2 separate regions of the Mus musculus genome follow, and region 1 is linked to region 2. A link is a loop called in an ENCODE intact Hi-C map of the cell type or tissue named here. Cell type or tissue: heart. All regions are shown on one strand. Each heading gives the region's core, and the rest is flanking DNA. Links, peaks and the distances in the headings are about the cores only. Region 1 has its middle 87 kb from the start of Zcchc2. Region 2 has its middle 39 kb from the start of Gm20753.

Region 1 (11,613 bases), core at 4,425-8,424, 55 kb after region 2:
TATCTATGATTGATAACTGCTGGAAAAGGGAAAGTCATTTTCTCCAATGAAGTCTCTCTGGGTGTGTGAAACATCTTTCAGGGCAGGCCTCATGCCCAGGAATGGTTGGCCGACAGAACACGAACTCAGTGATGCTCTTGAGGACTTTCTGTTTAGTTTTGCTTTGTTTTGACTCTTTGCTTGCTTGTTTGGATTTTCACATTTCTTTTGGCAGTTGGGGGGCTTATGTTCCTTGTTTTGTTTTGTTCCTGGTTCTTGGCTTTTTTGTTCATTTGGGCTTTTTGAAAGAGAGACAAAAGAGAAAATGGAATTAAAGTTGGGTGCACAGGGAGGTGGGGAAGATCTGTGGGGAGTTGGGGGTGAGGAAACATGACCAAAATATAGCATATGAAAAACATTTTCAATAAAAATACTTTAAAAAGCATATTGCATCCAAGAATTTCAGTGGAAAAAAATATGAACTTGGAATGGTCCAATGGATTAGAATTATACAAGCTAAATCCAGACTGTGAGCACATAATGGCAGACTCTCCCATCGGATAGTAGGTACTTTGTGTTTCCTGGAGTTTGGACAAGGCCTTACAGCTTACACAGGTACATTGAGTGTCAGCAAATAAGAGGTGGAGTTTGTAAAGAGTGTGTAAATGCAGTGTGCTTTTAATGCAGTCACCGCAGAGGCACTATGGGAAGTTCATGTAGTGAGATGCCCTCTGATCTCAGATAGAGCCCCTACTAAAGAGGCAAGGCCATTCAGCACTGTCCAGGCAAGCCAATCAGAACCAGTTCAGAAGAAGCACCTGACAGTACCTGCCAGGAATTGTGTTTCATAAGTGTATCGTATAGCAAAAACAACCAGATTCAAATAGGGGATACAGAAGAGATAAATCTCAAAGGAAACGTGACTAGGTCTCTGGACATCAAAAATAAAGCTTTCTATTTAACAAGGTCCTGTAACAGGAGAAGAGCTTATGCAATGCCTTGCAACACTGGGAGGAGGGACAAATATAAAATACCTAAGGATCACCTACAAACTAGGGAGAAAAGCAGTCAAAAGTATGAATAAAACATGCAGTGCAAAAGTGGAGTATCTAATAAATACAAGACGAGACTCAAACTCATTGTAATCAGAGTTACCCAACTCATGTTAAAAATGAGATATTACTTTACAACGACTTGGCTAGTAAGAAACAAACACTTGCACAGTGTAAAGGATAGAATATATTGCACCATGAATGGGCAGGAGCCACTCCTGCTGTTACCCTGACAGAGTTTGGAAGTAGTGAGAATATGTATAGGTATATCTATAGTCCACCATTTGCTGATTCTCAGTGACACCTAAGTAATTGTCTGCAGGTCAGCAAGTGGCATCAACTGACATCGTAAACATGTGGTACCAAGTTACTTTTTTATTTTGTATTTTTATATATCTATTTTTTTTTTTTTGTGGTGAGAAGGTCCGATGTGGCCTCAAGTCACTATGTAGTAGAGGAAGATCTTCAACTTCAGATCCTACATCTCCCCCAGAAGTGCTACGGTTACAGGTGTGCACCATCTTGCTTGGCAAGGCATGGTCTTAAGTCTCAGGCTAGGGTGATCTAGTTGGGTTAGTAGATCACTTACCTAGCATGGAGGGAGACCTGAGCTTGATTGCAAGTATGGCATACACTAAGGATAGTGGGGCAGCCTGTGACTCCAGCACTTGAGAGATGGCAGGAGGATCCGGTACTTCAAAGCCATCCTCGTCTACATAACAGATTTGGAGCTAACTTGGGAGGAGACCAGGGCTGGGGAGAGAAGAAAATAAGAAAGGAGGGAGGTGGCAGTTATGCCTGACAGGGACGCTGGTGAATGTCATAGCTGATGAAACCCATGTTTTATGTTCTGTCAACATAAGGAAGACTCTCTTGTTGCTCGTGGCTTTTCTACGTAGCTTTTTAGAATGGCAGCTTCATCAAGAAGACTCTTAAGGTCATAGGCAGAAGGTACGCTTACAAAACTCTTGCAAAATTATTGTCCCTTAGCTTCCCATCCAAGTTTCTTTTCTTCTTCCATTGGTACCACACTAGTTGGTATGAGATGCTATCTAATGAAGCATAAATGCCCAGTGGAACAGCAAGTAACACCACAGGCATGCTTCTTTGTCATACAGGAAGAAACTGTGGCAACTGTTCTCATGGGCTTGTTGCTTAAATTGCCCATTAAAAAGCCAATGGCTCTCCTGACTGGTTTCCTTGACACATTCTGTGCTCTGTGTTGCTGCTGCATTCTGATTACTGCTTTAAATACAAAGTTGGTGACTCTACAGGGCTGCATACCTCATACCACTAAAGTAGAATTTCTTTCAACTAGTTTATATCCAGATATAAAACCAAATTCCTCACATGTGTGTTTACTCATACCTTAAAAAGCTATTCATCCTTTCGTCACAGCTCCAAATTTTGTCTCTGTAACTCCTTCTATGGGTGTTTTGTTCCCATTTCTAAGAAAGGGTAGTGTCCACACTTTGGTCTTCATTCTTCTTGAATTTCATGCGTTTGGCAAGTTGTATCTTATATCTTGGGTATCCTAAGTTTCTGGGCTATTATCCACTTATCAGTGAGTACATATTGTGTGAGTTCCTTTGTGATTGGGTTACTTCACTCAGGATGATGCCCTCCAGGTCCACCTATTTGCCTAGGAATTTCATAAATTCATTTTTTTTAATAGCTGAGTAGTATTCCATTGTGTAAATGTACCACATTTTCTGTATCCATTCCTCTGTTGAGGGGCATCTGGGTTCTTTCCAGCTTCTGGCTATTATAAACAAGGCTGCTATGAACATAGTGGAGCATGTGTTCTTCTTACCGGTTGGGACATCTTCTGGATATATGCCCAGGAGAGGTATTGCGGGATCCTCCGGTAGTACTATGTCCAATTTTCTGAGGAACCGCCAGACTGATTTCCAGAGTGGTTGTACAAGCTTGCAATCCCACCAACAATGGAGGAGTGTTCCCCTTTCTCCACATCCTCGCCAACATCTGCTGTCACCTGAGTTTTTGATCTTAGCCATTCTGACTGGAGTGAAGTGGAATCTCACTGTTGTTTTGATTTGCATTTCCCTGATGATTAAGGATGTTGAACATTTTTTCAGGTGCTTCTCTGCCATTCGGTATTCCTCAGGTGAGAATTCTTTGTTCAGCTCTGAGCCCCATTTTTTAATGGGGTTATTTGATTTTCTGGAGTCCACCTTCTTGAGTTCTTTATATATATTGGATATTAGTCCCCTATCCGATTTGGGATAGGTAGAGATCCTTTCCCAATCTGTTGGTGGCCTTTTTGTCTTATTGACAGTGTCTTTTGCTTTGCAGAAGCTTTGCAATTTTATGAGGCCCCATTTATCGATTCTTGATCTTACAAAAGGATGGACCATCTAGTGACTGCCATATGCAGGGATCCATCCCATAATCAGCTTCCAAATGCTAACACCATTGCATACACTAGCAAGATTTCGCTGAAAGGACCCAGTTATAGCTCTCTCTTGTGAGACTATGCCGGGGCCTAGCAAACACAGAAGTGGATGATCACAGTCAGCTATTGGATGGGTCACACGGCCCCTAATGGAGGAGCTAGAGAAATTACCCAAGGAGCTATAGGGAACTGCAACCCTCTAGGTGGAACAACAATATGAACTAACCAGTACCCAGGAGCTCTTGTCTTTAGCTGCATATGTATCAAAAGATGGCCTAGTCGGCCATCACTGCAAAGAGAGGCCCATTGGACTTGCAAACTTTATATGCCCCAGTACAGGGGAACGCCAGGGCCAAAAAGGGGGAGTGGGTGGGTAGGGGGTTGGGGGGTGGGGATGGGGGACCTTTGGGATAGCATTGAAAATGTAAATGAGGAAAATACCTAATTAAAAAAAAATTTTAAAAAAAAGGATATACAAACCATCACAAGGACCTTTCAAATCCTTAACATGATGAAATTAAAAAAAAAAAGCTATTCATGCAAGAACTAAATATAAAACTACAACTCCTCAAGTGTGTGTATATGTATATGTAAGAGAGAGTGCTCATTTTTACCTAGAAAGCTATTCGTGCAAGGACCATTTATTTTTTTCTTTCAGGGTTTCTCCTGGCCCCAGTCTGGTCTTGTTACTCTGAGTTGGTTAGCATACATAATATCCCATAAAGAGATTATCACTGTGAGTGTGGTGAGTCTGGTGGGTGGGACAGTTTCAGAGTCAGTGACTGGGTCTACGCTAAGCAGGTACGTGGGCAGAATCCAGGGAGCATATATAGAAAGTGAATAAAGGAGATAACCCAGAGTTTGTTGCTCTACCAAACAATTTCTCTGCCTTTTATCTCAGACTGTGTTGTCCAATGACAATACAAAATGCACGCAAAGAAAATAGATCTAAGATGTTATGGTTTCCAACCAACAAAGCTGTTCTCATGAAGGGAGAAATCCCTACAACAAGAATCCTCCACCAACACTACCATCAACACCAACACATACTATTTTTTTAATTTTGTTTTCTTATTCACTTTACATCCTCCTGGTCATCCCCTCCCAAAATCCTTCCCCTCTTGACTCCTCTCCTTCTCTGAGCAGGTGGGAGCCTCCCTGGGTATCCCCTAACCCTCAAACCTCAAGTCAATGTGAGGCTTGGCACATCCTCTCCCACTAAAGCTAGACAAGGCAGCCCAGCTAGAAGAACATATACCATGAATGGTTTTTGGATAGCTCCAGCTCCAGTTGTTTGGAACCCACATGAAGATCAAGCTGCATGTCAGCTACATATGTGTGGGGAGGCCTAGGTCCAACCCGTGTATGTTCTTTGGTTGATGGTTTGATAGGAACACCAACCCACAAAACTTTCGACTCAAAATTTATCCTGTCTACAAGAAATGCAGGGATGGAGAGATTGAGGGAACAGCCAAACAATAATTAGTCTAACTTGAGACCAATCCTATGGGCAAGCACCAATTCCTGACACTATTAATGATACTCTGTTATGCTTGGAGACAAGAGTCTAGCATGGCTGTTCTCTGAGAGGCTCCACCCAGCATCTGACTCAGACAAATACAGACACCCACAGCCAAACAGTAGATGGAGCTTTGGGACTCTTATGGAAGAATAGGAGGAAGGATTGAGGGCCCCAAAGGGGATAGTAACTCCATAGGAAGACCAATATCAACTAACCTGGACCCTTGGGGCTCTCAGAGTCTGAACCATCAACCAAAGAACATGCCACTTGTAACCTCAGTGATTCACTAGTGCTTAGTTTCACAGAATGAGAGACAGTTCCATAACTGAAAAACAACAACAACAACAACAACAACAACAACAACACACCTCAACAAGCCCCAGTTCCTGTAACAAGAATTCTCCGTGGGGAAAATGTGGTCTCAGGTTAAATCATGATGCCCTAAGGAAATCTCAGAGCAATGAGCAGGGAGAGAAGGGGGGGGGGGCCCTCACTCTGATGGAGTGGTAGTCATCATAGACAGGACTCCTGCCCAGCCCCTAACACCACTGTCACTAAAGGTGAACCCACATAAACTTTTCTTAATAAGAACATTCCTTAGAGAAAAGCAAAAAACAAGTTTGTCTTTTCCTCTCCATCACTCATCAGTGGAGCTTGAAATCTCCCAGGAAACTGCGATGAAGCCACTTTTGTCCCAGTCACGGTAAGGCTTAACTGCAGACAAGCAATGACAAGAAACAAACTCAGATCCACAGAAGATCTGGGTAGGTAGAAACAGAATCTTGTGTTCTGTTTTCCATCCCAGGTCCTGGGCCACACCCACATTCTTGAAGCCCTTCGGAATTCCTTGTGCTGAAGATCTTAAGAACAATGCTCAATCTGTCTTAGAGACTCATTCTGGTGTCCAAGAATACTCACTGTCAGGAAATTTGGCTTTGTGAGTAAATTCAGACTCCCCACACACCCATTTCCTTTGACTCTGATCTCTGGGGGAGATGGGGCACGCCCAGTGAACACATGAAGGTTGTCCCCAAAATAGCCACTGTCCATCCGCAGCCAGCTCCTCTGCTCCAGGATCAATGGTCTCAGCTCTCTTATTCTTCTCTTGGGTCTTACTCTCTGAACCAGACCACCCATGCCTCATCATTAACCTGTGTGCTAGTCTGTTGCTACTAAGGTGACCAATTCTTCCAGCTTGCCATAGATAGACTTCTGGCTCAGACACCAGAATGTAGGACTTACAGGGCTCAAGTCTCCAGTAAGTGGGCTATGCTGGCCCTGCTGGCTGTTTTGAGAAAAGAAATGCTCTAGTGGATGAGGGGCCATCCAGTGACAAGAGGGACTTTCTCAGTGAATATCGTGGGACTAATCTAGAGGGAAGGAGGCACTCTTGATAACATGTCTGTGGTTCGATTTCAACCCAGACTTCCATCTACAAGGGACCTCACACAGCACACATATCCTTTGATGTCACTGGAGGGAGTTCTGAAGAAGGAGCAAGACCAGGAGCAGATATAAAATATTCGAGGGGGGTGGAAAATGGGGCAGCAATGGGAAAGAAGTTTCCAGAAAACAGAAAAGAGCCTGATGCAGACACAAGAAAGTGAGTAAGGGGCTGGGGGTCTGGCAAGGTTGGTTGAGTGCTTGCCTGGGTTTGATTCCCAGCACCACATAAACCAGGTGGGTGATACACACCTGAAATCCCAGCACTCAGGAGCTAGAGGCAGGTCATCCTTACCTATGTAGGGAGTGTGAGACCAGTCTGGGCTACAGAAGTGCCTATAGAGGGACTGAAGAGATAAGCTCAGAAACATATGCCAAGAAAGGGAGACACTGACCGTTGACTAAGGAATAAATATTTATGAGAGTGGTCAACACAGACACTGTGAAGAAAAGTAGAGGTTTTACTCTACCCGAGGGGCAGCAGCCAAAAACAGCCCTGCCACTTCTGCTTGCATGTCGTTCATCCTTAAGAAGAATGGACCCTGGATTTCATAGACTAATAATAAAATAAATGACAAATTTAAGGGTGCAGATCGTATGATGTGAAAAGTCCCTTCTGTCTCCTCTACCAAGATCATCCTTTCTCAATGTGAAGCTCCCTGTCTGTCGTCAAAGAAAAGACGGCTGGTTAGTTACCTCTTTTTCCTTCCGGGCCTTCTTTATCCTCCAGGTCCCAGTTGTCTGAATCTCCTGCATCTGCCTCTTTCCCAGAGTTTCTCTCTCTCTCCAGAAGTCCTACCTTACTAGCCCGCTTTTTGTTATAGGCCATAGGCTTTTCATTTTAACCAACCAGAAGGTGATGGAGAACACTGCTTACAAAATACTAAGGAAGGAGATGCTTAACCGAAATCCAGCCTGTAATCAGATCTTTGCCGGTTCAGAAATCAGCATTTGAATAATTTAAGGATAATCTTTATACAATGCGCCAAAATATTCAAGTGTCCTTGCTGATCTCACAGAGCATCCAAGGCTCAGGAGGAGTATGCAGCTCCATTGGTAGAGTGCTTGCCTACCACGCATGAAACCCCAAGCTTATCATAAGCCAGGTGTGGTAGCATAGACCTGCAATCCTAGCACTCCAGAGCCGGAGGCAGGAGGATCAGAACTTCAAGGCCAGCCTTTGCTACTGTATAGAGTTAAAGGCCAGTTTTTGATCATGAGATTTTGTCTCCAAAAATTTAAAAAAAAAAATCAAGTAAAGCTCAAAGATATTAAGAAACTGCCCCATGATCAAGGGTGAAAGGTGCTTTTAGTACCAGTCTTTTGGCTTTAGGGCTGGTGTTTTAAACCACTATCATACTTTTTCTAAACTTGCCTCTTGACACGTGGAACCCAGATGTTGTAGAGTCTAAAATCTAAACAATTTGGAAAGGGTTTCATTAACACCCCACAAATTTTGGTTATACCTCCAACTGAAAAAAAAATACAAGGGTCACCCTAAGACTTTGCTTTGTAGTACATGTGGCAGGGGGTGGGGAGGTAAGGGCCTATATATGTGGAGGCCAGAGGTTGATGCCAGATGCCTTTCTTGAGAATTCTCCATCTTTTACACGGGGCAGAGTCTCTCGCTTGAAGTCAGAGCTTGCAGATTAAACTTCTGTAGCTAAGCAGCTTTCTCCAGGGCTCCCCTCCTCCTAAGTGCCTGAACTGTAAGCAGGTCACCTGTAGAAGTAACTTCAATTCCTCTTATGTAATTGTCATATCTGAGACTTACTGCTAACTCAGCTCACCCTTTCTGGTTCTTTCTGAACTCTAGCTGGCTAGTCCAACTTAGCTGTTCTGGCTCAAACTGCTCTCCAAGGTTCAATCTGGCTTCTCTCAGCTTCTCGCTGAATTGCTCTGCTTGGTCTCAAACTAACTCTGGCAATTTGTTATAAGCTTCTGGCTACTCCTTATTCTTCGACTTATATTGTCTCTGCTGCCCTGCACACAGCTGCATGGAACAAACTCAACTCCACTGACTCCCACCTGTTAACTGACAGAACTAAACTCACCTGAAGTGCACTCATTGAACCGCCCTCTAGTTAGATGTCACTTTCAAACACGGTTGCTTCCTTCTACAAAACAAAAACAAAACCAACCTTACCTACATTGTTTGGCATTAAAAGTTTGTACTAACGGTGTGTTGTATTCCAGCCAGGAGGATTAAAGCTATGTGACACACCTGCATTCCAGCTGGATCACACAGACCTAAGAAGATCTCTGGATATGATCCCTAGCCAGAGAAGCCATGTTGCTGGATTAAAATTCCTCTAGAGTCACTCAATATCCATCCAACATGTACATAGGTTCTGGGTATCTGCTCTGTAGTGGCTCCATTGGATCCACCCTGGGACTTGATGCCTGTGTCTTGTGTCCTGGCTCTGTCAGTTCCTTCTTTACACCCAGGGTGGAGGCCGATTCTCTCTGCTGCTATTCATATCTATATTTGTTCAGGGGCTTCCTTCCTGACCCCCCTTTCACGTCAAGATCATCCCCTTTCGGTGCCTTTGGCTTGGATGTCTAACTCCAAGCATAACTCAAAATCCAAACCACAGTAAGATAAAGCCAAACACAGGTTTATTCCTCACTTTTCGTTATCGGGGACTTGGTCCTCAGAGGACAAAGGCTCAGACAAAAGCGAATGCTCCTCAAGTCGTCCACAGGGGATTAAATGACAGAAGCGAAATTGGGCTTTCCGTTTCTTTGAAGCAAGTAAACACTATGTTACTATTTTATCTATTTTCCTCTTTGTTGGTTGTGTTTTAAGGACAAAAGAGCAATGAAGGAAGCTACAGTTTGAACAGTTGTTTTAATTGGTACCTTCAGCTGAATCAGAGAATCTCTCATTGTTACTTCTTGGTAAACATAAGGATTAATTATTAAATATACCCTGAAAAGAAAGAGTGGGTTAGGATAAGGTGTAATTATCAGATCATCTTCACTGGGCATATTGGCTCACGCACTCAGGCAGATCTCTGTGAGTTCGAGGACAGCCTGGTCTACATAGTGAGTTCTAGGACAGCCAGAGCTACATAGTGAGACCTTGTCTCGAATCCCTACTTGCCCACCCCAAAGAATTAGGTAAGCTTTGAACAACAACAACAACAACAACAAAATAACCACAAAAGCAATCAACATGGGGAAAGTTGGGATACTACTAGGACTTCGTATTTTAGGGCTCGTTAAGCTATGGGAGATTATAATTAGTAGCTATAAGGAGGAGGCATAAAGATGAAAGAAAAGACAGGAAGCAGAAGAGTGTGTGAGGCGGCAGAAAGGATGGAAACCATGCCTCATGGAAGACAGGGTGGGACACAGAAGAAACAGGCTAACGAACACCTAAGCGTCATGAGACACACATGCAGGCGTAGACACTGAACACTAGAAGGTAAGAGATAAAGAGAGAATTCCTGCCAACTGAGTTAAAAGGAGATGTTCTCAGCTCCAGCTCCAGCAGGCTCCCTGCAGTGGTGTGTGGCAGATAGGGGAACGGGACTCTGTGTCTCTGCGGTCTCTGTGTTCATGGAGTCTATGGGACTTTGGGGGCCAGCCTGCTTCTCAGATGTCCTGTCCTCTGTGCTTCCCTCTCTGCTACTTAACGTTTACCTGAAAAACTCTGCTGCTGGTATTATCCCCCCCATCTCCCACCCACTCAGAAAAATTCCTTGTACTTTCTTTGTTTGTTTGTTGATTGGTTAGTTTGGTTTTTTGCTTTTGTTTTTTTGTTTTGTTTTGTTTTTGTTTGTTTTTTGACACATGGCTTTGCTATGTAGCCCTGGTTATATGAGAATTCTCTATGTACACCAAGCTAGTCCCCAAATGGCAATGATCCTTCAGAGTGTTTCCTAAGCCGACGTGTGTCACCATGTCCAGTTGGGTTTTTTTTTTTCTTTTTTTAGATTTTATTTATTTATTTACTTATTTCTTTAATGTATGAGTGCTCTATCAGCATGCACACCTGCATGCCAGAAGAAGGCATCAGATCCTATTACAGATGGTTGTGAGCTACCACATGGTTGCTGGGAATTGAAGTCAGGACCTCTGGAGGAGCAGACTGAACCATCTCTCCGTTGGTTTTTGAGATAGGGTCTCGCTCACTCAGTAGTCATCCTGCATTAAATTTCTCACTCAGGTGATACACAAACCGTATTTGCAGGAAAACAAAGGGAGAATAAAAATTCGTTCTCTTGGATCAGGAGGGGGATAAAGTCTGGACTGTAAGACAAAAAAAAAAAAAAAATTAAAGAATAAGTTTAAAAAAAAATCTTTCACCAGCAATTGGTCACCTATATTGTGACAATACATACCTGGTAGTCAGGAGCTCTGGTTTAGCCATTGAAAATTAAAGGAAAATTTGCTAAAATAATTGTTTAAAAGCTCTAGCTCACAGTCAGTATGCTTACACCACAGATAGTGAGGTCTCACCCTGGAAAGACCTAACTCAGAAGCTCTGGGAGAGGCCTGGGAACCTGGGCTTTTAATTGGTACCCAGGTGGCAGTGATGCGGCAGCTGCAGTGACTCCACATACCCCACCCTCCCACCGAGCACTCACAGAATGCTCAGCTAATTAATGTATGCTCAGGGCGGCGCTTCCCAGCAGCGGGCGGGAGAACCTGCTCACCGACCGTCAGCTGGGGAAGCTCTCAGAGGCGTTTGCATTTCTACTACCGTAGAAATCTGCAGTACCACACTGCAGTGTTTAATAAAGTCTATGAACCCCCTGACTATGCTCTTAACTCTTTAAAGGTGGGCCAGTAGTTCCCAAAGACAGCGACCTGCTGACTAACAACAGCAGCATCACATGAGACACTGTTTAAAATGCTACTCCTGTTTTAACAGGCTCCCCTTCCAAAGGATTCTGCTGAGTGCCAAAGTTTGGGAACCCTTGACAGAGGCTAAGCTCAGAAAGGTGCCAACTGTTCCCCTCCATCTGTCTCCTCCTCGCCTTGCTGTGTTTTGTTCTTTCCCTGGAGAACATATTTGTTTATTCTCTGTATTATCTAAACACTGGGTCGAGGCCTTAACATACCAGGTGGAGAAGAGTCTAGAGAAACCTTTTTTCCCTGTCTGTCTGTCTGTGCCTCCCCCCTCCCCCCCAAGCTTACAGGTAGCTGTGATTTGCCTGATGTAGGTGCTAGGAACCAAATTGGGTACCTAC
Region 2 (11,613 bases), core at 3,945-7,944:
GCTCTTAACCACAGAGCCATCTCTTCAGCCCCTCTCACTACCACCACCCCCCAATGGGTAGAACATCCTACCAAGAGCTGTGAGGAAACACAGGGCTATAACTATATCTCACTATAAATGATAACACCAAATCCAGCTGAATACTCATGCTTCCCATCGCAGGTCACAAGTTAGACCACAAAACAATCGCTACATGTCTTAAATAGTAAAATAGTGAAAGCAGTTTCCTGAGCTACCACAGGTGGGAAAGTATCAATGACAGAAGGGAAACTGCAAATATCACTCATATATAGGAAATAATAGAAATTTATTTGAGACAAGGCGTTACTCTGTAGCTCAGTCTGACCACAGACTTATGGCAATCCTCCTGTTTCAGCCTCCTAGTGCTGGGTTTATAGGCAGGAGCCACCATGCCCAGCTAACAAAAGACCTAAAGAAAAAGGAAGCAAAGAGGAGAGCACAAAGGAGATTCCAATATTTGAAAATGAGTTGAAAACAAAACACAACATGCTAGTAAGAGTTCAGAGGGAAGGTTACAATGTCATATGTTGATAGTAAAGGATGTGCTAGCTCTGAAGCCTACAACCTAGCTTCAGATCTCAGAAAGCAGAGACACGATTGAGCAGATCAAGCCCAAGCTTGCCAAGGAAGTGGAAAGATTATGGCAAATGATCTCCTAAACTACAAAAACCAGCTCAATCAGTGAACACAAAAGGCATTTCTTTAAAAAGATCAACAAAACTGACAATTGAGGGGAAAAAAAAAAACATAAGATACAAATAGTTAAAACCAGAAATGCAAGTGGGCACAACAATGCCAGCCACCCAGTGTGAGTGATGTGTAGTGAGGTCAGTGCCCTCAGACATTGCTCGTGGGGGTCTTTTGTATGACTTGGCCACCTTGATTACGCAGCGATAATCATCACATGACCAATATTCTACTCCCAAGTGTTCTCTCTTGAAGAACTGAAACAAATGCTTTAAAGCCACACATAACTATGCACAGTAGCTCTGTTCACAATAACTGGAAAAGTGGAAGCCCACAGTGTTCATCCACTGGATACAGTCTGATACATTCCTACCATAGAAAGTACTTACTCATGGAAGCAATGGTAGATCAGTCTATAAACATGGATGAGTGAGTCTTGCAACCGCTGTGTTAAATGTCAGCAGCCAGGAAGAAGCCCACAAGGCATCCCACATATGTAAAATGTTTGGAGTAGATACATTCATAAGCACAAACAAGAGACTGGTGTTTGAGTCATGAGCTAGTGAAAGAAGAAAATGAAAAATGACATTTTCAAAGCAGAACAGGGACAGGAAAGATGGCTCGGCTGTTAAGAACAGTTGCTGATCTTCCAGAGGACCCAACTGTAATTCTAACTCCAGAGAATCCAAATCCTCTTCTGGCTTCTGAAGGCATTGCATGCACGTAGTACATGAACACATACATGAACACGCACACACAAGCACACACACAAGAATAAGTATATATGTAACAACAATGGAAGAAAAGGAGGTCAGAGGTCATTGAATTGAAAAAAAGCAAGGGTAGAAGGACTGGAGGGAGAAAAGGGAAAGAGAAAAGCGATTTAATTATATTTTAATTGATGAGTTATTTCACCACCAGTGAAATGAGCCAATTCAAGCCAGACTACAGTATATTAAATGCAGTATTATTGAGAAGCTGCTCTCAGGCAAGTTCACTGGCCCTGAGGACTGCACCCAACAGTTACCTAGCAACAGCCAGGTAGGCCTGGCTTGCTATAAAAAGGGGTGTTTGGCCCATCCTTGCTCTCCTTCCCCCTCTCCCTCTTCCTCTCCATGCATTCCTGGCTGGCCTGTCCTCCTCCTCCTCCTCCTCCTCCTCCTCCTCCTCCTCCTCCTCCTCCTCCTCCTCCTCCTCCTCCTCTTCCTCTCCCCTCTCTGTTTATTCCTTTCTCAACTCCCTTCCCATGCCCTAAATTAAATTCTATTCTACTATACCTGTCTATGGCTAGCTGGTACCTCAGGAGGAAGGGATGTCTCAGCATGGGTCTGCCGAGGCACCTCTCCCACCTCACCATACCTCGCTCTACAAAACATATCCTGGTCTTTTTATAAAACACAACAGTCACCATGGGAAGGGAGAGAGAGGTGAGGAGAAAGAGAAAGAGAGTAAGAGCGCCAGCAAAGAGAGAAGAGAGATGTGCAAGATGGAGCAGCGAGAACAAAAATGTCTGGATTATACAGGGAGAAGCTTCTAGAAGAAGTTCAGGGTTGGGGCATCGTCTACCAGGTAGGGACTGAGGGATGCTGGGAGGACTTGGAGGCCATATCTGCTTTGATGTACGGAACCAAATATCCCAGCCTTTTGTTGATAATAAATGAATACAGGGTGATATAATCGCCTTTTAGCACTTCTTGCTGACATTGGGGGCCTGTTATGGGATGGGGAATAAAAAGTTGTGATGTTGGCCAAACCCAGGAAGGGCTGGTTGTTTCACTGCTGCCCAGGCTGTGGGACCACCTGGGGGTAGGAGATGTGCAAGATGGAGCAGTCTGTGTGTCTGGGCCTGAGCACATTGTGGGTAACTGTTTTGGAGCTGGCCTGGATGCAGGTTCTGAGGAAACATTAATCTCAAAAAATATTTTTAAAAACAGCTAAGACAAGATGTGACCCTTGACACCTATGAATTGGAAACGTGTAAATAAGAGTTTAGTTGGTATAATCCTGTCAAGAATCTAAAAATAGAGTCATCTTCGCTCTCAAGTTGGCCAGAAATCTGACAGTGTCCCTATAAGAAAAAGGTGACATGTTTGCTACATTGTGACATGACAGAGACTAAGATGTTTTGTCCCATAAGCCTGAGAGCTTCAAGGACTGGAGAAAGGCCTGTGGTGAGTTTCTCTTTCAGGGCCTTTAAAGGCAGTGCCTCTGTGAATGCCTTCATTTCAGAGCCGTGGCCTCCTAAAGCTGAGTGATGAGGTCCCTCAGTTTGTGACACATGAGTCTCCACTGCTCTATGGTTTTGTTTCTGTGGTTTTAATTGTGCTTCAAAATGTTAAATGGAAAACTCCAGAAGCCAGCACTTCATATGTTCTAAACCACACCCCACTCTGAGTAGTGGGATGCAATCTCGAGGCACCCTGATACATTCCTTCTGGGAAGTCATTATTTGTCCAGGATGTCTGCCCTGAGCCTGGTAGTCACTTAGGAGCTATCTCCTTCATCAGATGTGTATCCTTGCAGGGCCTGGGTGTCGGACTTGATGTAATCCTCATTTCAGACAAGCACTGGAGGTCCTGAATGCACCTCCTGAAGATAGAGATGGATTGTTGTTAAATTGTCCCAGCCATCTAAGAAATACATGCTTTCTTTAAACTCAGAGTCTCCAGCAAGATTAAGAACCAACACTGTCAGAGAAACACACACAGGAATCATTTGTACAAGCAAACAGGACATCAGCACGAAGAACAGACAACTGTGACTGTCTTTGTGTACATTGTTAAGGTGTTTATCATGTGAAATACTCTACCACATTTCCATGCAAATGTTCAGTCATATCATCATCTTTTGCTTTCATATTCGGTCAGCTCTACATCAAAAGTAGAAGGAACTGCAGGACGGCCAGTAGGGAAAGGTGTGAGAAATTGCTTTATTGATTGATCGATTGATTGATTGATTGTTTTAAGTAGAAGACAGCATTATTTTCAGGAGTTTTCTTTTATGCACATTGTTGTCATTGTTCTGGGTTTAAGTGGTTCTGGGGACCAAATCCATGCTCTGCTCATGATAGGCAAGCACACCACGACTAAGCTACAGCCCAGCCTGGTTTTCCTTTACTCAGTCAGGGAATCTTTTTTTTTTTTTCTTTCTTTTCTTTCTGGTATGCTTTTGGACTTTCAGAAAGGTCTGAGGGGTGTGAGGGTACTTTCTCAAAGGCATACTAATCCTGGGTTATGTTAAAGTCCTTTTACATGCAAAGTGCTCATAGGATCACAGTTAGACAGCTTGGTGATAAGGGATTGTGAACAGCAGAGGAAAACGATTGCCATCTAAAAATGGTCTTAAAAAACATTTTGGAAAAGGGCAAAGTTGAATAAATCATTGGATAAAAATCATGCTGTCTCACCTTGATGTAGTATAGAGCAGCGGTTCTTAACCTATTAGTTGCCACCCCTTTGGGGGCCCATTCACAGGAGTCACTTAAGGGCATCAAAAAATACAGATATTTACATTATAAATCATAATAGTAGCAAAATTACAGTGATGATGTAGCAATGAAAATGAATTTATGGTTGGATATCATCACAACATGAGGAACTGTATTAAAGGGTCACAGCTTTAGCAAGGTTGGGAACACTGGCAAACAAGTTTTGGGACAAAGAAAACCATGTGAGCAGACTAAAGGCCACCCATAATGTCCAGGCCCCAGTCCCCAATGTGTGGATGCATTATGTTGTATGGCAAGGGGAACTTTAGAGGTGTGACTCAGTTGAAGATTTGGAGATGATTATCTTGGTATACCCTGAACACACCCACAAGAGCCCTTAGAAGAGAAAGAGTGGGGAAGACCAGAGGGCCAGAGCAGGACTGTGTGTCGTGAGATCACTAGCTTTGAAGACGGAAGGCACCTTGAGCCAATGAATGCAGGTGGTCTCAGAAGCCGGAAAAGCAGGAACAGATATCCCTGGTAGCACCTACAGTCTGCAGAAGGAACATCTCTACAGCCTCCTTGATTCTAAATGTACCACCTCAACATTCAGTTCAGATTTCTGACTTCAAGAACTCCAAGATAATGAATGTAGGTTGTTTTAAGCCACTAAGTGTGTGGTAACTTAGCACAGCAGTGGTAGGCACTGATGTGTATTCTTGCCTGCTCTAAGTACACAGGAAAGGGAGGAGGACACTGCAGGAAGAGCCCCACCTTCAACATGGATACGAGAAAGATGGCTCTCTGGGTGTGCAGGCTCAATGCAGGGGTTCTGGCCTTCCTAACACCACAACCCTCAACTTCCTTCTCATGGCAAGATGGTGTCTGACCCTGAGAATTGTCTCAATTATCAAATGATATATGTCATCTGACAATTGACAAGGGGAGGCTTTGTGACCTCACAGGACACAGGTTGGATTAATTTCTTTTAAAAAAAATTAAAAATAAAAGAAAGATTTTGAACCCAACAAGAAATGCCAGCCCTCTACATAGGAATTTTTACTCTGCTACAATTTCAGGACATCCAGGAATATCATGGACAAAAAGATAACCCAAACAAACCCATATTTGGTCTCCTTGTGTAATTTTCAGAATGAGCAAAGGCAATAAATGAATAACGGATGATTAATGTGGTTGTAATTATTATAATTAACCAACTAAAAGAGGATTGTGCCCAGCTTTTATCCTACATCCACTTGAAAAGTGCTTTATTTCAGAAGATCCCTATTTTGGAAGCATGTAAAACTCTGAAGGCATCAAAGTGGGCTGCCTTAGCTCAGAATAGCAGAGTCTTGCGTGTCACCTCAGGACAAAGGCAGTGTGTAACTCACAAGGTCTGGAGGTTAGCGCTGAGAGTAGGAGCCTAATGACTAAAGGGGAGTGGAGGAGGGGGGAAGCAGTATCCTCTAGGGAAATCAGACATATTTGGACATGTGTTCTCTCTGCAAATGGCTCTCAGCTGGCTTCAGGCTTGTCATTAGACCCTCCCTACCCTTGTTAAGCAAGACCTAGCGATTGTGTGACCCTCAGATGTAAAACGTCTGTTGTTCCAGAAAAAATCTCTTTGATTAGTTAGCAAATTTGATTCCCTTGTGTGTAAGTGACATGGACAGTGCAGAGCCATGTGAGCAAGAAGGATGGCCAGCATGCTCCCATGTTTTCAGCCCTCAGACCCTTTGTCCCTATGACTTGTTCCTCCAGGGGGTGGGGGCGGGGTGGGTGGTAGGAGGTGCTACTACAGCCACCAACCCTCTGCTCCTTGCCTGGCTCCTATCCACAGCAAGCCCTGGAGAGCTGAGGTTAACAGTGAGTGGTGCCCTGGCACTTATGGGCTCATCCATGCAGCTACTCACTGTGATTCATTTCTACAGGAAAATACTTTCTAATTTTCATTAACAATTTACAACTTGCCAGTAAGTAGTTGAAGAGGAAGCCTCAGTTGAGGAATTGCCCAGATCAGATCCACTTGTGGCCATATCTGTGGGGAACTGGCTTGGTTGTTGATTGGCGTGGAGGAACAGCCCGTTGCTGGTGGTCCTGGGCTCTGTAAGAAACTGCCAGTAAGCAGCATCCTCCATGGTTTCAGCTTCCTCTCCTACTTGAGCTTCTGTCCCGACTTCCCTCAGGGAAGGACTAAACTAAATAAGTCCTTTCCTGCCCAAAGTTGTTTCTGGAGAAAGTATTTTATCACAGCAACAGAGAAGCATCCTAGAGCATGTAGAAATAAGATGAAACTAGAAGCAAAACTATATAAGAAACGGAGGAGACCAACAGGAAGGGAGAAGAGGGGCAGGTAGCTAGGTGTCCATCCTAAATATGTAGAAGATGGCCTCACATAACTCCATATGATGACTAAAATAAATTACAGAGTAGTATATAAATTCAAGTGTTATTGTGTATGGTGCACGTATATGAACAGAAGCTCTAGAGAAAGTTTCCTCAGTTCAAATTCCCACTTTGAACCAATAATCAACTTTCCTCTCCTCTCCCCTCCCCTCCCCTCCCCTCCTCTCCTCTCCTCTCCTCTCCTCCCCTCCCCTCTCCTCCCCTCTCCTCTCCTCTCCTCTCCTTTCCTTTCCTTTCTACCTTCTACTTCCTGCATTTGCTATCAGCCATCAGATTTTACTAACTGATCAGAGATGATGGAAAACAACTTTTACACAACATTGAGACAGGGGATGCTTGACAAATGCCACACACGGTCCAGACTGCAGCCAGATCTCTGGGCACAGTAATCAGCATCTGAATACACAGTGCATAAACCCATCCCCCAACATTTGTGGGTTGTATAATAAACCCTATTGTGAAAATAAAGCCCATAAAACACTTCTAAATTAATTTTGCCTTTTTATTTCTAAGATTAAATAAATATACGATACTTATTGTATAGATTAAAAAGTATACAGTACCTATGCTTGCTCTGCTATGTGCAGCAGAAGATTTTGAATGGCTAGTAATGGTGGTTTAATAATGCCATCAGATGTTTCAAAAAGAAAACCAACTCTGCCCAATAATGACTCTTTGTCTTCATAGAATCTGTGAAATCAATATAAACAAGTACATTTGGTCAAAGATGAAATATCTGACATTATTGCTGGTTCTATTTTTGATTCAGTTTCCACACACTGTTAAAAATAAAATATTTCACAGAAGTAATTTAAATATGATTTTTGGAGGAGCACTGAACTGTGGGAGAAATCGCATACTCTTAATACTGTTAGAAACCCAAATGGTCTTGGCAGGGATGTCTTGATGATACATTCCACATGGCTAATGAAAGTAAAAATAGACAAGTGGGGTGATGTCAAACACAGGAGCTGCTGAAGTATAAGAGAAGCGAGAGGGAAAAGATGGCATAGAGTGGGAGGCAATATTCGCAAGGTGTATGCCCGAAGTATCAGAGATGTCCAAGTGTGTACAGAGGTCTTTGGGGCAGGTGAGAGGGTTCAGTGGGTAAAAGCACTGGATGCTTGTCATTCCCAGCCTGATGGCCTGACCTGGATTCCAGGACATTATGCAGATGTGGAAAGGAAAGAACTGCCTCGATAGAGTTGATCTCTGACCTTCCACATGCATGCCATGACATATGTGCTCCCGTATGTGATGTGTACACACGCGTGCACATACACATACAATAAAAGAACTCCTATGATTCAATACCATAAATAACCAAATAAGTAGCACAATTATAAATTGATCAGAGTACACCACACACACACACAACGCGCGCATGCGCGCGCGCACACACACACACACTTTTAAAAAATATAAATTTCAGTTTAAAGGAGAGAAGTTCTAAAAGTTGTCGTCCTGCCACCATATGTGCCATGGCACTCGTGTGCACCCCAGCCCAGAAAATAAGTCAACAAGTAAAAATGTGACAAAGCAATCAAATACACAGTTCTCACAGGACAGGAGGCATATCAATGGACATCAGGCCTATGCAGTATACTAGTACATGGATGATTCCTGAGGACATTGTGCTGAGTGAGCTAAGCTGACTCAGAGGAGGGCATGACTTAACAAAGTGGGACATCTAAGTCAGTCACACGCACAGAAGTAGAAAATAAAATGATGTCTACTTCAGGCTGAGAGAGGACTAAAAAATGAGGTACTGATTGATAGTCAAAGAAGTTGACAGTCACAGAAGATAAAAATGACTTCCATATATTCACCAACAGTGTGTATATATTTAGCAATACTGAACCAAATGCTTACAACTGGTTATGAGTTTCAGTTTGTGCCATGTGGTTAATAGAGTGGGGGTGAGGGTTGAGAAAGGGTGTCATCTAGCTCAGGCTGGCTCATACATAGCTAATGCTAGTGTTTAGCTCAGGCTGGCTCATACATAGCTAATGCTAGTGTTTAACTCAGGCTGGCTCATACATAGCTAATGCTAATGTTTAGCTCAGGCTGGCTCATACATAGCTAATGCTAGTGTTTAGCTCAGGCTGGCTCATACATAGCTAATGCTAGTGTTTAGCTCAGGCTGGCTCATACATAGCTAATGCTAGTGTTTAGCTCAGGCTGGCTCATACATAGCTAATGCTAGTGTTTAGCTCAGACTGGCTCATACATAGCTAATGCTAGTGTTTAGCTCAATCATGCCTCTGCTTTGTTAGGTTTATTTTTTAACCAGATTTTTTTAAAAAAGTCACATGGGGCAGAGATATCTTTAGAGTTGTTTGTGGCATGCATATAATCTATACCCAATCAAGCTACAATCGTCCTTAAATAGAAATGTTCGTTGACATAATGTGTAAATATATGTATAGACAAAACAAACTGCAGAAATGCAGTATTTTGCACACACAAGTCTATGAGGAAGCTGATAGTGGATGAAAGTTCCCTGTATAGGAAGATCTTGCTATTAAGGTCTACCTTAATAGGTCCAGACAACTCCCCTGAGCTTTGTGCAAAATGGAGGACCCCCTTTCCCAGCAGAGCTTCCTTTTCTCTGGCTGACCTCATCTAGGGAGCCTGATCCCTACATCCTCTACCTGAGGAATGTTGCAGAGTCCTCAGCGAAATTACAAGTTCAACTTCTTTTCCTGTCCAGCAAGCACCTGAAATACCTCTCCATGCAAGTGAGGCGTTCCCAGTACCTTAAGCTTCAACCAGTGTAACCTTCCCACACTCCAAACCCTTGTTCATCCCAAATAAAGACCACAAGCTGTTTCATTAAATACAAGCTAGGAGAGCAGTAACACTGCAATTCCCTGAGAAGCCCCTCCCCCTCCTGGCACTCATGGTGGGACTGAGATCTGCTGACCTACCTGCTTCATCCTTTCCCACCTGGGATACAGTGGTGCCTGGACACCCCAAGGGAGGAATCGGAACTCCGAACTGCATGCCTGGAACTCCATTATCATGTGCTGATCTAACTCTAGTTGAGCTGTACTCATAGACACTGTCTTCTAACCCACAGTGGAGAAAGTCTCCTTCTCATATGAGAGGGTCTCCATAGACCCTCGTGCTGTGAGCTTATCTCATCTTGATGCTCAAAGACTTTGCTTTACACATGTCTCTCCTTGTCTCTCCTTATTGATTTCTCTCATTCACCATCTTTCCCTTGCCCTCTTGCTTTCTTCCTCTCTGGGTCTCGTGCATTACAGGCTGCCCTTGAATCCAACATATAACCAAGGGCGTGGCCTTGAACTTCTGTGTCCTTGGATGTTGGCCACCACTCCTGGTTTATGTGGCACTGGGAATAAGATCCAGGGCTTCTTGTGCACCAGTAAAGCCCTCTACCAACTGAACTACACCCCTAGCTCAAACCACTTTCATCATCAACATAAAATATATTCTAGCGCTTTTCATCCCCTAAACATTTCCTCCCTTGGTGATAGATTCACATCTAACTATCAGCCTGCCACTCTCAATTTTCTCAGTAAACCTCCCTGGAGAGTTAGTCATAATTCATTATGACTAACTAACATCATTTCTCTTACATTCATTTCTTCTTCCTGATCTGCACTAAAGCCGTGCTTTCTATTGACCCATTTCTCAAATTCAGTGTCATTCTTGTGTTTTGAGACAAGGACTCATGCTGAACTTAGAGTTGAGAGACTTGTCAGGGTGTCCCTGTACTCCCAAGACTTTAGCTACCAATAGGTGTCACTGCGTCTGGGTTTTATAGAACCGCTAGGGATCTAAAACTCAGGTCTTGGTGCTTGTGTGGAAAGATCTTTACCTGGTGAACTACCTCACTAGACTTCTTTGCCTTTTAAAACATGATAACCTCTCAGTCATGAACCATTCATACTTAGGAGGTGCCCTGGGTTCCCCTGTGGAGTTGGAGCTATCATGGGCTTCTGCATCCCCCGAGGGAGGTTCTCTGTGTTGCTGTTGAAGTCTCATGCCAACTTCAATATTCGGTTCCCTGTATTAAATACAGTCTTGCCGTCTACCTCTGTTCCCTACTGCTCACAACTGTTCCCTTTAACACAAAATACACCAGAGGTATCCATCCTTTATATTATTTGACATTATTTGATCTGCTTTTATCCCTACACCTGGCACATGCTAGGCAAGTATTCCACCATTGAACTATATCCCAGACCTTGGTTTTTGAGACAGGATTTCACTAAATAGCTCAGGGAGCCTAAGATTTGCTTAATATACCAGGCTGGCTTTAAACTTATAACCCGCCTACTTCTATGTGGGTTAAACTCACAACCCACCTGTCCCTGTCTCTCAGGTGCTATAATTATAGGAACATGTCACCAGTCCTAGCTCAAGGCTGCTTCTAATTATTATTATTAATATTATTATCATTATTATTGCTGTTATTATTATTTTAATTACATGTACATGTATGTGTCTGAGTGTATGTCTATGTATGTGTGTGTAGTGACTGCACATGTTAGAAGAATGTTGTGTCCCTGAGAGCTGTGAGCTAATATGGATGCTGGGAACTGAGCTCTGGTCCTCTTGAAGAACAGGATGTGTTCTTAACTGCAAAGCCATCTCTTCAGGCCCATAGAAGGAACAACAGTATAGTCTCCCATAACTTAGCAGAGACACAGCCTAAGAGATACACCATTATGACACCATGTGTGAACACTTTAGTGCACACTGACATAAACACAGATGGTAGGGCACTGCTGTCCTCTGCTGTGCTGGGAGCCCCCGCATGAAAGGCTGCTGCATATGTAACATACTGCATAACTTTAAAAGCAAATAAGCATGAGTACAGCCTGAAAGAATGAAAATAGGTGTATCACAGTAATACACAAGCCACCGATGTGGTCACTCAGTATCGTTGGCAAATGTTGGCTGCACAGGACAGGATAGATCAGGCTATGCTTCTCTGCGACTGGCAGCAGAGTCAGTTTGTTTGCACCAGCAGCACCAAAAACAGTCAACTATTGCTTCTTGCTAGAATGTCACTGGGCAACAGGGTGCTCCAACTTCAT

The links. Hi-C counts contacts between places; a loop is a spot of excess contacts. Peaks named below come from ENCODE experiments on the same cell type or tissue, not always from the same donor. Only the 100,000 strongest peaks of a DNase experiment are listed, where the experiment ranks them.
Region 1: a loop joins it to region 2, with 2.9 times the contacts of the local background. A loop is called at or near these places in 5 of 42 quality-filtered maps.

The regions. Positions count from the first base shown.
Region 1 is chr1:106,071,647-106,083,259 of GRCm38, reverse strand. It overlaps the pseudogene Gm26509. Among named protein-coding and RNA genes, the nearest start is that of Zcchc2, 87 kb to the right of the region's middle. In heart, for the core only: no CTCF peak of the experiment used is centred there; a DNase peak (open chromatin) is centred at 5,959.
Region 2 is chr1:106,126,491-106,138,103 of GRCm38, reverse strand. No RefSeq gene overlaps it. Among named protein-coding and RNA genes, the nearest start is that of Gm20753, 39 kb to the left of the region's middle. In heart, for the core only: no CTCF peak of the experiment used is centred there; no DNase peak of the experiment used is centred there.